Linked DNA regions of Homo sapiens: region 2 is linked to region 1. A link is a loop called in an ENCODE intact Hi-C map of the cell type or tissue named here. Cell type or tissue: GM12878. All regions are shown on one strand. Links, peaks and the distances in the headings refer to the core of each region. The heading gives the core; the rest is flanking DNA.

Region 1 (2,926 bases), core at 269-2,768:
AGGCACAGAAGACTTTAGTGACTTGTTCAAGGTCAAACAACTAGGTGGAATCAAGATTTGAGTGTCAACAATCTGACTCCAGGGCTCCTAATTGCTTTGCTGAGCTATCTTATTTGCCATTCCTAGGCTAGCTTAACCACTTTACTCATCTCTTGCTACTACTATTTAAGCAAGGAGATTTGCTCTTGGGGTAAACAGTTAGTATATATCTGGGAGAAGATGGGTCCTTTCATTCTTTTTCCGGTATTTCCAGCTCATGGTATGTTGCCTAGCACATAGCAGGAGCCCAATAAAGTTTTGATGATGGATGAAGACAGAAGAATTGAAAATCCTATCATCCTGACTGAGATAAAAGAACATGGTAGGAAAAATGATAGTTTACTGTGAATGATAGTTTACTATGATGGTGACTGCATATGGGGTAGGCGTGACAGGAAAAGAGACAATTTATAGACTGTAAAAACTCTTTGTGACTTATGATTTTAGATTCACTCTAATTTCAGCATAGCATCAGCCCTCATTATTCTGGCTGGTGTGCCAATGTAGGAGAAATTATAAAGCAGTTAATTCTAATTTGTCTGAAGCTTAAGATACAGTTGTATGAATCTATACTTTTCTTTAACCAAAACAGAACAGTATCCTTTAAAACTTAACTGAGATGTTGAAGGTTAACAGGTATCTCTGAGAAGAAAGTTGTCTTTGTGTTTTAAAACATGGTTGGTAGTCATTCAATTACCTTCTTCTCATCCTTATTCTGCAATCCATACTGGGTTGGTAACTCTGTAGGTACTGGTTTTATAATTAATATTATGTATTTAGTAGGCAATAAATTTTTATTGTATTTTAATAAATTAACCTTGCTAACTAATGTGGAAAACTATAATACCATAAGTGTAGGGAATAATAGAGTCGATACCTTAAAGATTATTAAAGGCAAAATGTTTTTATCTCAAAAAAGTAAATAAGTAAAATTCAAAAATGCCTAGAGATCAACCCTAGGTGGCCGCTTAGGGATGGAATTTCTGGGGTTCTGCTAATGAAATTAATTCATGATGTTTTCTCAGTTTGCATACTTATAAATCTATATGGTGTCACAGATGTGTCTTTGAAAGTGCAATCCCTTTTGAGACCTGTAATGACCGAGCAGGTATGAGTTTCGGCTGCTCTTCTGTGGCTTCCTTTTTTTAGTCTTCTCACGGCTGTCTTAACACATTTGCTGTTCTGTCTTCTGGGGCTATAAACACCCAGAGAGTAGAATCTATATATTATCGTTTCTCCAGCTGTTTCCTAATCGGCTTAAAATGATGCACTTCTGTAAACTTTTGTTGAGCAGTTGAAAAAGGACAGCCTGAGGTATCTGAGGGGATTCAGGTTTTGGGACTGAAATTCACTTTTGTGTTTCACTAGCTGTGTGACCACAGGCCACTCACTTCTCTGAGTCTCTGAAGCATTTTAGATTGATGAGAAATAATATTCTTTTGTTATAAGGTTATGTGAAGATAGATTCATAGGATATATGTATTATCTGGCTCATAATAGAGGCTTAATATTCATCCCTTGTGTCTGTGGTGGAAATATTGTCTTAAGGCTTTACTTTCATTGTGTTCTTAATAGTCAAAAAAGTGGTTTTCCCCTTTAAAGAACACACAGGAGATCCACTTCCTCTTTGGCTGCCTTGTTTTTCTTTCACTGATTTGTCAATTTCCATCACTGATAGTGAAGCTTTTTGTGCTAAGGCTCTTCTCTTTATAGTACAGATAATAGGAAATGCTGCAACCAAATCCAAAGGGACCAGAACCAAAAAGGAGACTTTCTAATTTGAGATTTGACACCCATTTCAGCTGAGAATAAGGTTTGGTAAATATTTAAAATGGATTACATTTCTTGAAAGGACTTCTGCTGAATTTTATAAAGGAAAGATCAAAGCCTTCAGGTTTAAGTTTGATTCTACATATTTTCTACTTATGGTGAAATCCTCTGAGCCTTTTTCTCCTATAGAAAAGTTTTAATAAATCCTTGCTGAACCATTTCCACTAGAGAATTTGTCTCTATTACATTGAGGAGACTGGATATTTTAATTCTCACAGTTGATTGAATTCCAGTTCCGGAGCATCTAAATACTCTATCTTCTAGAATATCATCAATTAGTTAATTATATTTCATGATCCTAGTTTATATAAAATTCATACAAGGAAGACATTTGACTAATTTATCCTTAATACCCTTATAACATTGTTCTAAGAGTACAAATATAGCCTAGAATGTAGTAATGATGATAATAATAACAGCAACATTGGCCAGGTGCAGTGGCTCATGCCTGTAATCCCAGCACTTTGGGAGGCTGAGAGGTGGGAGGATTGCTTGAGCCCACGAGTTTGAGACCAGCCTAGACAATATAGTCAAGCCTCTTCTTTACAAAAAATATAAAAATTAGCCAGGCATGGCTGCATGCACCTGTGGTCCCAGCTACTTGTGAGACTGAGGTGGGAGGATCACTTGAGCCCAGGAGTTTGAGGCTACAGCGAGCTGTGATCATGCCACTGCACTCCAGCTTGGGTGACAGAGGAGACCCTGTCTCTGAAAAATAAATAAACTTTCTTTGTATCTAAGGTTTTTGTAAGAAAATGGTGACAATAACTGTAGCCAAACTATCTCAAAGCATTGTCACCTGTGTCAATGGACACAGAAAGGTTTTGAACAATATCATACAGAACATATTACAGTAGTGAATGCCTTAACACCCTTTCTTCACGATAGAATTCCAATTTGATTTTGATAAAGGCCTTGAAGGAAGCAGTACCCTATGTTATTTCTACACATAATCACCCTAAAACATTGTAGAAAAAAATTTGTACACAAGCCAACAACCTGATACACACATCATCCTCAATATTCAGAGATTAACATGTTAAGAAGAATGTTAACA
Region 2 (2,926 bases), core at 223-2,722, 140 kb before region 1:
AATGATATGCCTTTAACTGCCTGACAAGTTATTTAATTCAGATACAGCTATTAAAAATTTATATTCATTTGACCTAGGATTGAGTTCTAGCTATGAAACATAGGATGACAGAGAAAATTATCCAAGTATTCTCTGTTTAGCTTATGAACAACAGAAATTTAATTCTTACAGTTCTGGAGGGTGAGAAGTCCAAGTTCCAATTTTCAAACATGCTAAGCACTTTAAAAGCAAGTAACACCAATACAAATACCCTAAATTGGTAACTTAATTACAAGTGCCTTATTGTTATTACAGAATGTCAGACCCTCATGGTAAATTACCATAGGCCATGCTACATTTGTCTAAAGGAGGTTAAGGTCCATGAGAATGGTATGAGAAGATTTTGCAGGGCAGGATTGAAGATGTGGGGGTAAGTCACAGCTGTTTGCTCTCCTTAAAAGATATAAAAGTTCCTGGCCGGGTGCAGTGGCTCACGCCTATAATCCCAGCACTATGGGAGGCTGAGGTGGGCAGATCACAAGGTCAGGAGATCGAGATCATCCTGGTTAACACGGTGAAACCCTGTCTCTACTAAAAATACAAAAATTAGCCGGGCGTGGTGCTGGGCGCCTGTAGTCCCAGCTACTTGGGAGGCTGAGGCAGGAGAATGGTGTGAACCCGGGAGGCGGAGCTTGCAGTGAGCCGAGATCGCACCACTGCACTCCAGCCTGGGCGACAGAGCGAGACTGTCTCAAAAAAAAAAAAAAAAAAAAAAAAAGAAGATAAAAGTTCCCAAGGGCATGAGTTTCAAACAGGCCATTCTACCCTTGATCTTTTATCCTCAAATGAGTAGAGCTAACTTTCCATCTAGTCATTACCTTGTATTCACTTAATGGTCAATCGTGCAAAAAGACAAAATTATTGACTCACATAACTGAAAATTCCAGGTTTGACTTCAGACATAACTGGATCGAGATACCCAAATTCTATCTATCTTGGTCTCTGGCTTCCACTTTCACGTATGTTGTTTACATTCTAAGGCAGATTCTCACTTAGTGCCAAGATTAGCCACCAGTAGGCCTGGTCTTAAACCTGTAAACTTAGCAACCCTCATTGAAAAAAAGCATCACTTCTTCTCTAGTCTCAGTAAGCCTGAAGTTGATTGGCTTTGATTGACCTGGCTAGTCATACATCCACCCTTCTAACATTCATTAAGGCTAGTGAGATGCTACATTCTCAAAGGCCAGGACTTGTGATAAACCCACCCTACAACCACAAAGTAAGGCCAACTGTATCTGAACCACATGGGCTGACTACAAGGGTGGTTTCTCAAAGGCCAACTGCAGAGTGCTAATTCCAGAAGGGGAAGTGATACTGGGCATGCAAAACACTACCAGACTTTAACTGACGTGGAAACAAAAATAAAAACAAAAACCCAAAGCAGATTCAAGAATTTTCCAAGCAGTGACCAAATGGACTTGATAATATGAACAAGAGAAAGGAGTAAAAAATGACTGACTATATATTTTATTGACTCATCTAAGGCCAGATACAGCAAACAATCTAATAGTTTATAATTTATTTGATTTTTAGAGCCAGGACCTGAGAACCAAGTTGAAATAGAAACAAATTAGGTTACTGTATTAGTCAGGGTTTTCCAGAGAAAGGGAACCAACTGGATGTGTCTGCCTGCCTGCCTGTCAATTGATATATTGATCTATCCATCCATCCACCCATACACCCATCCACCCATCCACCCATCCATCCATCCATCCATCCATCCATCCACCCACCCATCAAGAGGTGTAAGGAGCCTCTCAACATGGGTTGTCGGTATGTCACACAGTGTGAGGCTTTGTTTGCCAAGAATTTGTAGTTGAGCACTGACCCTAAAATCTATGTGTAGTTCTTTAAAAGACACAAGGAAAAAAATAAGCATGTTTTTTCAATTACAGCTTTTGGGGATGAGATGGAAACTTTTACTGAAAAAATTAGAAAATGTTTCTTTTTCAACATTTTCTATAGGAAAGTCTATCATCCAATTTAGAGAGGTCAGGAGCTATTTTGGAATAATAAATTTATTTTCATACACCAAACTGTAGGGCCTGTATTTTATGCAGAAATTTTCATTGCATAGTCTCATTCACTAAGTCATAAATGGCTAGATGCTTGCTAGCATTTTTAAAAAACCTCAATATACCACAATTCACTAAGCAATCCTGAATACCTCTCTTAATGCCAAAATTCAATTTGTATTTTATCCAGAATCTTGTAGTCTCCATTTACATGGTACCAGTACTGCTACTATTGGTTACTTTATCTTATGTGACAAAATAACCAATTTAATTTTCAATTACCTTCAAGACCAAATAATAAATTTGGGGTGTCAGAATATAACAAAAAACAATTTAATTTGCATTTTTCAAATTCTTCAGCGTAACTGATTGCTTGTTAACAAAGGGAAACTTAGCCAATTTGTTAAGTTTAGCAATGTTTGCAAACATTAGTTTTAATAAGTCTATTTATTATAAAACGTATCTTAGGCTTCAAAACCTAAGATAGGATAGGTAGATTATGGTAACATTTTTTTTTTTTTTTTTTTTTTTTAAGGTAAGAGTCTTGCTCTGCGTCCAGGATGGAGTGTGGTGGTGCGATCTCGGCTCACCACAACATCCGCCCCTCGGGTTCAAGCTATTCTCATGCCTCAGCCTCCCGAGTAGCTGGGACTACAGGTGTGCCCCACCATGCCCAGCTAATTTTTGCATTTTTAGTAGAGACGGGGGTTTCACTATGTTGGCCAGGCTGGTCTCGAACTCCTGACCTCATGATCTGCCCGCCTCAGCCTCCCAAAGTGCTGGGATTACAGGTGTGGGCCACAATGCCTGGCCAGCAACTCTTTAAAAAATAAAACGTTTGTTTGCTTGTAATGACATGAAATGCAGTTTCT

The links. A loop is a pair of places that touch in the nucleus more often than their neighbours do. Peaks named below come from ENCODE experiments on the same cell type or tissue, not always from the same donor. Only the 100,000 strongest peaks of a DNase experiment are listed, where the experiment ranks them.
Region 2: a loop joins it to region 1, with 4 times the contacts of the local background. A loop is called at or near these places in 3 of 110 quality-filtered maps.

The regions. Positions count from the first base shown.
Region 1 is chr11:30,205,168-30,208,093 of GRCh38, reverse strand. All of the region lies in intron 1 of ARL14EP-DT (ARL14EP divergent transcript), which reads left to right. Among named protein-coding and RNA genes, the nearest start is that of FSHB, 24 kb to the left of the region's middle. RefSeq lists an enhancer at 1,236-1,315. In GM12878, for the core only: no CTCF peak of the experiment used is centred there; DNase peaks (open chromatin) are centred at 1,233 and 1,613; H3K4me3 peaks cover 503 bases; H3K27ac peaks cover 1,012 bases.
Region 2 is chr11:30,341,239-30,344,164 of GRCh38, reverse strand. No RefSeq gene overlaps it. Among named protein-coding and RNA genes, the nearest start is that of ARL14EP, 20 kb to the right of the region's middle. RefSeq lists a silencer at 1,148-1,197. In GM12878, for the core only: no CTCF peak of the experiment used is centred there; a DNase peak (open chromatin) is centred at 1,214; H3K4me3 peaks cover 395 bases; H3K27ac peaks cover 1,871 bases.